2 separate regions of the Homo sapiens genome follow, and region 2 is linked to region 1. Evidence: read pairs that join two places in POLR2A ChIA-PET (ENCODE). Cell type or tissue: PC-3. All regions are shown on one strand.

Region 1 (5,000 bases):
GAGTGTCAAGGTTTCTACATATGTTACAAAAAAAGGTGAAGTGTCATGCAAACACAGAACAGAAACACAAGCCCATAAGTCTAGCCAGAGAAATCCAGAAGAAAAAAAGCCTACTGAAGAGAAACTATCTTATATCTAATCAAGCTTTCAAAATACAATAACTACATCATGATAACTGACAAGGCATTTGTGGGAGGAAGGGAGTGTGGGTCGCTTCTTTATTACCTACACCAAAAATATAAAATTACAAATTATATATTTAAACATTTAAAAAATACAACTACAATCAGAAAGCATGACAGTTATTTTTCCTTTTTTTCCCAATTATCTTGAATAAGTATACATCATAAGCCAAGTTGCAATTCTCGAAAGTTAAAAAGCAAAACATAGATAAATTGTATTACCTATTTAGAAAAATTTACACTCTAAGAAACACTTTTGGCCAGGTGCGGTGGCTCATGCCTGTAATCCCAGCCCTTTGGGAGGCCAAGGTGGGTGGATCACCTGAGGTCAGGAGTTCACAACTAGCCTGGCCAACACAGTGAAAGCCCTTCTCTACTAAACATACAAAAATTACATAGGTGTGGTGGTGCACACCTGTAATCCCAGCTACTCGGGAGGTTGAGGCAGAAGAATAGCGTGAACCCGGGAGGCGGAGGTTGCAGTGAGCCGAGATCGTGTCACTGCACTCCAGCTTGGGTGACAGAGTAAGACTCTGTCTCAAAAACAAAACAAAACAAAACAAAAAGAAACACTACTAGCAAAGTCTAAAAAATAATAACAATAGTAGAAAAATTCAACAAGACAACTGAAGGCTACCTTACTTAATTTTTTTCTCAAAAAAGTGGCAAGAAAAACCTGTAGTAAAAGAAAAATATGTAATGACTTGAAGAAACAGTTCACAGGAAAATGCATGATTTACAAGCAAGTGATATAAACATTAGAAATGTTTTCACTGATGATTGAGGTTATAAAAATTTAAATATAAAGATATTTGCTTTTCCAGATAGGTAAATAGTGAAAAGTGTGGTAATATCCAGAGCTTGAAAAAATGTGGGAAATAAGTCCAATCTCATAAACTTTTTTTTTTTTTTTTGAGACAGAGTCTCACTGTATCACTCAGGCTGGAGTGCAGTGGTGTGATCTGGGCTCACTGCAGCCTCATCCTCCCAGGTTCTCCTGCCTCAGCCTCCCAAGTAGCTGAGATTACAGGCATGTGCCACCACACCCAGCTAATTTTTGTATATTTAGTTGAGATGGGGTTTTGCCATGTTGCCCAGGCTGGTCTTGAACTCCTGATCTCAAGCGATCCACCCATCTTGGACTCCCAAAGTGCCAGGATTACAGGTATGAGCCATCATGCCTGGCCTCATGAACTCTTGATAAGAGTCAAAATTGAAATAGTATCTTTGGAGAGATCTTAAAAAAATGACTATTTAAATACACATATACCTTGACATAGTACATATTATTTTAACAAAAGAAATATCTGTCTTTCATAAAATGTTAAATGACATGCTTTTCTCATTGCCCTGTTAATTCCACATCTAGGAATCTGCTTTGCATTTATTAACCCTCAATCAGTAAACACATACTCTCAAAAACTTCATTATAGCATCTACTGAAATAGATAATACTGGGAAACAAGGTATGTTAAAGTGATAGACATGATTTAATAGACGACTGGAAACAATCACTAAATTGGAATGACATTACCCAGAATTTTGTCCAAAAAAAAGATATTAATATCAAACAAGTAGAAAGCTAACTATACTGGGTGCGGTGCCTCACGCCTGTAATCCCAGCACTTTGGGAGGCTGAGGAGGGTGGATCACGAGGTCAGGAGTTCGAGACCAGCCTGGCCAGGATGGTGAAACCCCATCTCTACTAAAATATACAAAAATTAGCCAGGCATGGTGGCACATGCTTGTAACCCCAGCTACTTAGGAGGCTGAGGCAGGAGAATCGCTTGAACCCGGGAGGCGGAGGTTGCAGTGAGGCAAGATCGCACCACTGCACTCCAGCCTGGTGACGGAGCGAGACTCCATCTCAAAAAACAAAAAAAAAAAGAAAGAAAGCTAAATATAATGTATAGTGAGATTATATGTAGTGTGACTCCATTTTTTGTTCACAAACTCTCACTATACAAACACAAATACACACGGTACGTATATATGTATACAGGCACATGTTGCAGAACAACACATTTTGGTCAACAACAAATTACATCTGTGGTGGTTTCACCTCCTCAAGAGGAGTCTGAGGCAGGTCCTTCAGGCAGTATCGTAGAAGGCATTGTGATCATAGGAGGTGACAGCTCCATGCATGTGGCTGCCCCGGAAATCCTTCCAGTGGGACAAGGTGTAGAGGTGGAAGACAGTGGTACTGATCATTCTGTCTCAGTGGACACCCAGGCTAATGTGTTTGCTTGTGTCTTAGTTTGCAATGAAAAAGTTTGAAAAGTGAAAAAAAAAAAAAAATAGAATATAACTTGTAGAATAAGAATAAAAAGGAAGTATTTAATACAGTTTTACAATGTGTGTTTTAAGCTAAGTGCTATTACAAAAAAAGTCACAAAGTTAATAAAAAGTAAAAGGTTTACAATGTAAAAATGTTTCCATAAACTAAGGATAGTTTCTAATTGAAGAAAGAAAAATACTTTTTAATGCATTTAATATAGACTAAGTGTACAAAGTTGATAAAGTCTGTAGTCATGTACACGACTGTCCTGGCTCTTCACATTCAGTCACCACCCACTCACTGACTCACCCAGAGCAACTTCCAGTCCTGCAAGCTCCATTCATGGTAAATGCCCTAGACAGGTTACCATTTTCTGTATTTTATACAGTATTTTTACTGTGCCTTTTCTATATTTAGATACACATATACTTACCACGGAGTGACAGCTGTCTTCAGTATTCACTACAGTACCATGCTGTACTCGTCTGTAGCCTAGGAGTGACAAGCTATCCCAGACACTTATGGCCCAGGATTGTGGTAGGATACACCATCTGGGTTTGTGTAAGTACATGCTGTGATGCTCACACAACGACAACATCACCTAACGACGCCTTTCTCAGAACACATCCCCATCGTTAAGCAACGCATGACTGTATTTGTATTCAAACAGAACTGATATCTGGACGTACGGTTTGAAATTGTTGAAAAGGCTCATTTCTAGCTTGGGCAACATGGGGAGACACCATCTGTACAAAAGTCAAAATTAAACCTTAGCCCGGCACGGTCGCACAAAGGTGTGGTCCCAGCTACTCAAGAGACTGAGGTACGGGGGTCAATGGGCCCAGGAGGTCGAGGCTGCAGTGAGCTGTGATCATGCCACTGGCACCTCAGCCTGGGCGACAGAGTGAGACCCTGTCCTCCCCGACCCCCGCCAAAAAGAGACTCACTTTTAGAAAGTGAAGTGGAGGTTAAAGAAGACTCTCATTAGAACGGGCACGGTGGCTCACGCCTGTAATCCCAGCACTTTGGGAGGCTGAGGCAGGTGGATCACCTGAGGTTGGGAGTTCGAGGTCAGCCTGACCAACATGGAAAACCCCATCTCTACTAAAAATACAAAAAAAAAAGAAATTAGTCGTGCGTGGTGGCGTATGCCTGTAATCCCAGCTACTCGGGAGGCTGAGGCAGGAGAATCACTAGCACCCGAGAGGCGGAGGTTATAGTGAGCCGAGACCACCCCATTGTACACCAGCCCGGGAGACAGAGCGAAACACTGTCTCAAACATAATAATAATAATAATAGTAATAATAATAATTTTGCATTGGTAGATGTAGTGCTTTGTTATAATTAAACGACTTGTGATATAAGTGCTGTCTGTGTATGTCTTTGTGTGTTGGTGTGTCTGTCATAATTTTTTTTTTTTTTTTGAGACTGAGTTTCGCTCTGTCGCCCAGGCTGGAGTGCAGGGGCGCGATCTCGGCTCACTGCAAGCTCTGCCTCCCGGGTTCACGCCATTCTCCTGCCTCAGCCTCCCAAGTAGCTGGGACTACAGGCGCCCACCACCATGCCCGGCTAATTTTTTTGTATTTTTAGTAGAGACGGGGTTTCACCGTGTTAGCCAGGATGGTCTCGATCTCCTGACCTCGTGATCCGCCCGCCTCGGCCTCCCAAAGTGCTGGGATTACAGTCGTGAGCCGCCACGCCCGGCCTGTCATAATTTATAAATGTTCTAAGAGCAAGGAGTATGTTCTTCAGATTTTTTTAACCCTTGAGGCACTCCCTATGACTTATTCATTTAACAAACCAACCTAGACGTGCAGACCTCTGAGCTGAGTTCCTCAATCCAGAAACCTGCTCACCATTTTCACTTGCATGCTGCTAGGCAACACTGAAAGAATGCAGGAACACAGACATAGCGAGAGGGCCTCAGCCAGGTCACGAAATGCCTTCTACCCTCTTGGGCGCACACAGGTGCTGTAGCCAGGCGTAAGGAAATCCAAGTGCCTCTCTCAGGCTTGGCCCATTCCTTATAAATGCAATGGCCCACAGTATTGGTGAACAGGGGTTTCTTGCAATTACGCAGTGTTGCAGCTCCGCTGAGGGAAGACTGGAGACGGACCCTGATGGCAGCCTGGGTTCATCAGCAGCCCAAAGCGCTGGGGAAACTTCAGACCCACAGGGATCACCAGCACATCCACTGAGGCAGAGGCGCGCACCACATCAAATTGCCCAATCTCCCGTCAGGTCCAGAGAGAAAATGAGCACCATGAGAATTTGTCCCTTGATATAAAAAGAATTTACTACCTCACATAAGTAAAATTAGGGGACTCAATTCATTGCTGTTCTAAAACCATAAATACCAATGAGCCATTTGCTCCCCTCCCCTGTTCCCAACAATCATTATACGGCTAAGAAAACAGCTGAGGCATAATTGGTCCCATGCTACCTAGAACAGAATCATGCATTTTGTTTTTTCTCTCTCGTTTTATCTGCTGAAAATAGGGCCAAAATATTTTGACATCTTCTTTTTACTAATATTTTT
Region 2 (5,000 bases), 270 kb before region 1:
TAAACCTCCCATAATTGGCATGGATTGTGAAGATACCTGTGTTTTATACAATGCAAGGGCATCTGTCCCACAGGAGACTCTTATCCACCATTGAATGAAATTATGTGCTCTATAAAAAGTAGTCAGCTTCTTTTCCTGGTTAATGGTTTTTGAACAAAATGACCGTAGTGGCATGGATGAAAGCTATGCCTGGGATCAACATTCTAAACTTTCCCTTATCAAAATCACCTGGTTACTCCTATTACTGAGTGCTTAATCTGAAGATAGCGCAGAACAACACTGAGTTCCCTACATCCTATTATTACCCTGGGTACCAGACTTCCCCCATTAGACCTATTCCATAATGGAACAGACATTTGTCCTTACTGGAATAAGCACATATTTTTTATGTGGATTTGCCTTCGTTGATCATAATGCTCTGCCAGCACCACTATTGTGGATTCACAGAATGTCTAATCCACTATCATGGTATCCAGTGGAAAAGTGAATTAGATCAAAGGAATTATTTCACAGCAAAGGAAGTTTAAGAACGGGTTTATGGTCTTGGAATCAACTTGTCATACCATATACCTCATTGCCAAGAAGAAGTTTACCTAGTTGAAGGGTGGAATTGATTATAAAAAATTTAATTGCAGCACCACTCAGGATAAAACCCCTTGAACACATGCGGTTCTGCTTTACAGGGTATTCTTTTTGCTTGTAGAATTCTGCCTCCTTCCTGGCCAGAACCCATGATCTGAGAATGAAGTAATAGAAACGGTGTGGCTTCTCTCATCATTATATTTAATTATCCATTTACAGAATATGTACTTTCTGTCCTAGACATTTTGACCTCTGTTGGTTTAAAGATTTTGTTCCATAAGGGGAAAATTATTCCATTGTGAATGCAGCTACAGTTGCCCTGAATTAGAAGATGAAACTGACATTCAACCATTTAATGCCCCTTATGACACTGAACCTATAAATAAAAAGAGAGCTCAATTTATGGAATGCGGTGATTGATACTGCTTACCTAGGCAAAACTTTGGTTGCTGCTATCCAATAAACGGAAGAAATTCTGTAAGTCGGGCCCAGGGAATTCGCTAGTGTAACTTTTAATATTTTCATGACTGACAATATAAATAACTGTAAAATCACACAAATAAAAAAATGCAGAATGACTGATGACTCATAACATTTGAAAATAAAGGTTTGGGTCACTTTACCTAGTAAAGAATGTGTTTGCAGATGACATGATTGTATATTTAGAAAACCCCATAGTCTCAGCCCAAAATCTCCTTAAGCTGATAAGCAACTTCAGCAAAGTCTCAGGATACAAAATCAATGTGCAAAAATCACAAGCATTCCTATACACAAATAGCAGACAAACAGAGAGCCAAATCATGAGTGAACTCCCATTCAAATTGCTTCAAAGAGAATAAAATACCTAGGAATCCAACTTACAAGGGATGTGAAGGACCTCTTCAAGGAGAACTGCAAACCACTGCTCAACAAAATAAAAGAGGACACAAACAAATGGAAGAACATTCCATGCTCATGGATAGGAAGAATCAATATCATGAAAATGGCCATACTGCCAAAGGTAATTTATAGATTCAATGCCATCCCCATCAAGCTACCAATGACTTTCTTCACAGAATTGGAAAAAACTACTTTAAAGTTCATATGGAACCAAAAAAGGGCCTGCATTGCCAAGACAATCGTAAGCCAAAAGAACAAAGCTGGAGGCATCACGCTACCTGACTTCAAACTATACTACAAGGCTACAGTAACCAAAACAGCATGGTGCTGGTACCAAAACAGAGATGCAGACCAATGGAACAGAACAGAGCCCTCAGAAATAATACCACACATCTACAACCATCTGATCTTTGACAAACCTGACAAAAACAAGCAATGGGGAAAGGATTCCCTATTTAATAAATGGTGCTGGGAAAACTGGCAAGCCATATGTAGAAAGCTGAAACTGGATCCCTTCCTTAACACCTTATACAAAAATTAATTCAAGATAGATTAAAGACTTAAACGTTAGACCTAAAACCATAAAAACCCTCGAAGAAAACCTAGTCAAAAACCTAGGCAACACCATTCAGGACATAGGCATGGGCAAGGACTTCATGTCTAAAACACCAAAAGCAATGGCAACAAAAGCCAAAATTGACAAATGGGATCTAATTAAACTAAAGAGCTTCTGCACAGCAAAAGAAACTACCATTAGAGTGGACAGGCAACCTACAAAATGGGAGAAAATTTTTGCAATCTATTCATCTGACAAAGAGCTAATATCCAGAATCTACAAAGAACTCAAACAAACTTACAAGAAAAAAACAAACAACCCCATCAAAAAGTGGGCAAAGAATATGAACAGACACTTCTCAAAAGAAGACATTTATGCAGCCAAAAGACACATGAAAAAATGCTCATCATCACTGGCCATCAGAGAAATGCAAATCAAAACCACAATGAGATACCATCTCACACCAGTTAGAATGGCAATCATTAAAAAGTCAGGAAACAACAGGTGCTGGAGAGGATGTGGAGAAATAGGAACACTTTTACACTGTTGGTGGAAGTGTAAATTAGTTCAACCATTGTGGAAGACAGTGTGGCGATTCCTCAGGGATCTAGAACTAGAAATACCATTTGACCCAGCCATCCCATTACTGGGTATATACCCAAAGGACTATAAGTCAGGCTGCTATAAAGACACATGCACACGTATGTTTATTGCAGCACTATTCACAATAGCAAAGACTTGGAACCAACCCAAATGTCCAACAATGATAGACTGGATTACGAAAATGTGGCACATATACACCATGGAATACCATGCAGCCATAAAAAGGATGAGTTCATGTCCTTTGCAGGGACATGGATGAAGCTGGAAACCATCATTCTCAGCAAACTATCGCAAGAACAGAAAAACAAACACCGCATGTTCCCACTCATAGGTGGGAATTGAACAATGAGAACACTTGGACACAGGAAGGGGAACATCACACACCGGGGCCTGTCATGGGGTGGAGGGAGGGGGAAGGGATAGCATTAGGAGATATACCTAATGTAAATGATGAGTTAATGGGTGCAGCACACCAACATGGCACATGTATACATATGTAATGAACCTGCACGTTGTGCACATGTACCCTCGAACTTAAAGTATGATTTAAAAGAAAGCTCAGGGTATTACATGGAACAGATTGAAGAAAGAAGCGATAAATATTAATTACAAATTAATATCCAGTTATAGAAATGAGGATTGTGATGGCATTTCATATTTTCTCTATGCTTGTTACATGCAGGTGTTTATTTGTACATATACTAATCATTCTATTTTTCTATAGCTTCTCACTTAAAAATTATGTAAGACTTATGGGAGGTAAATTTTACAACTTAGTCCTTAGGTGATAATGTATTCAGTGAGACCATGACTAAGTTGGAAAAAATTAATATAGCCCACAATGTATAAATGATTGTTAGGATTGTGAGTCTTCTTATTCTAGGGAAGAGTGAGAACTTCTTTACTTGAAAGAGCTACAGATATATATTGCTATACAGGAATATAGAATTGTTTTGCTGTTACAAAAAAGGTAAAACATGTATTGAAAGATGCATATGGAAGCTGACTGGCCAAAACAATAGAGTGTCAATGTTCAATCTATTGTCCTTCAGCTCCAAGTGCATCCTTTAATATAATTTCTGTGGTGAACAATGGAATTTCTTTGAGTGTTTTTCATTTAAAGTGAACATGACATTAGGCTTTTTCAGTATTTAGTACTAGAGGGACTCCGCTGGGAGAAGACACTTTCTACAATCTCTGCAGGGTGTCAGAGAGGTTTGAGTACCATAATTTCTAGTAGATCCTTCCTCAGGAAGATACCTAGAACACTGTCTATGTCAGTCTGGCCATAACCTTCCTGTAGTCCTGTTGCCATGGAAACAAAGGCCTGTGTAACATGCTCAATAGTGTCTGTGGCCCAGAAAGTCACATGCTGAGCAGTAGCTCCTTCTGTAAGTTCACTGCTGTCATGGTATTTAGCCTCTGTATTCTGAAGTCCTTCTACCTCCATTGGCACCTGGACTTCAGCTATATTCCCAGGTCACTGCTTGTTGCTTGCCTGCTCTCTGGACTGCACTCTGGACAGTTTCCTGTTTTTTTCCCAGCAGCTCTATACCAGCTCTGCCCTGGCTAAACCAGCAAACTTTACTGCTTTGAACCATCCTTTCTCCAGTGAGCTGTGTACGTTTTTCAACTTTGTCTTTTTTGGGTACTCTCCCTTGCCCTAGGTCAAGAAATTCCAAATATTATACAGAGTTTTAAAATGATATACATTATAGTTACACTTTATTATAGACAGTAATTCTGTATAATAAATGTCTCCTTTTAAAAATCCCCTTGTACTTTCTGTCTCCTAATTGGACCCATACTGCCAGAGGAACTTGTTCTAATCCCAAAACCAAGGAACCATGATATGGCCAGAAATACCAGTAAGATTGCAGAACTAAAGTGTCATCTAAGTACCCAAAAAAATAGATAGTTCGTTTGTGTGTGTGTGTGTGTGTATGTGTGCGTACACACACGCGCACATAAGGTACACGTAGTGGAGGCTGCAGGTAGAAGCCTATAGTACAAGTTTAAAAAGCATAAAACAATATAAGGCTGATACAAAGATATGTGTGTGAATTGAGTTATTGTTGAATTAATACCATATCTACATTCTTCAAAATGAACCAATGTTGAGGTTTTATGCTATTATACATTTTGCTTCTGGTATTTTGTTCTAGAATTACATTGATGTAAGTACAAATGGCCTCATTAAATGGTTAAATTATGTATGTGTATGTATGTGTCTGTATACAATTATATATATATATATGAAAGGAAAAAAAGTTACACATTATTATGATTAGGGTGTAAGCAATAATAGTTGCAGATAGTCTTGAATGTCCACTAACAAAGTTGTATTGATAATCAGCAGGACTGATGGAAGTGGGAGTTT

Evidence for each region. Peaks named below come from ENCODE experiments on the same cell type or tissue, not always from the same donor. Only the 100,000 strongest peaks of a DNase experiment are listed, where the experiment ranks them.
Region 2: POLR2A ChIA-PET joins it to region 1 with 6 read pairs; 1 of 35 experiments calls an interaction of 5 or more read pairs at or near these places.

What each region holds. Positions count from the first base shown.
Region 1 is chr1:247,882,971-247,887,970 of GRCh38, reverse strand. No RefSeq gene overlaps it. Among named protein-coding and RNA genes, the nearest start is that of OR2W3, 10 kb to the left of the region's middle. In PC-3, no CTCF peak of the experiment used is centred here; a DNase peak (open chromatin) is centred at 2,760.
Region 2 is chr1:248,155,064-248,160,063 of GRCh38, reverse strand. No RefSeq gene overlaps it. Among named protein-coding and RNA genes, the nearest start is that of OR2M5, 12 kb to the right of the region's middle. In PC-3, no CTCF peak of the experiment used is centred here; no DNase peak of the experiment used is centred here; H3K4me3 peaks cover 242 bases; H3K27ac peaks cover 358 bases.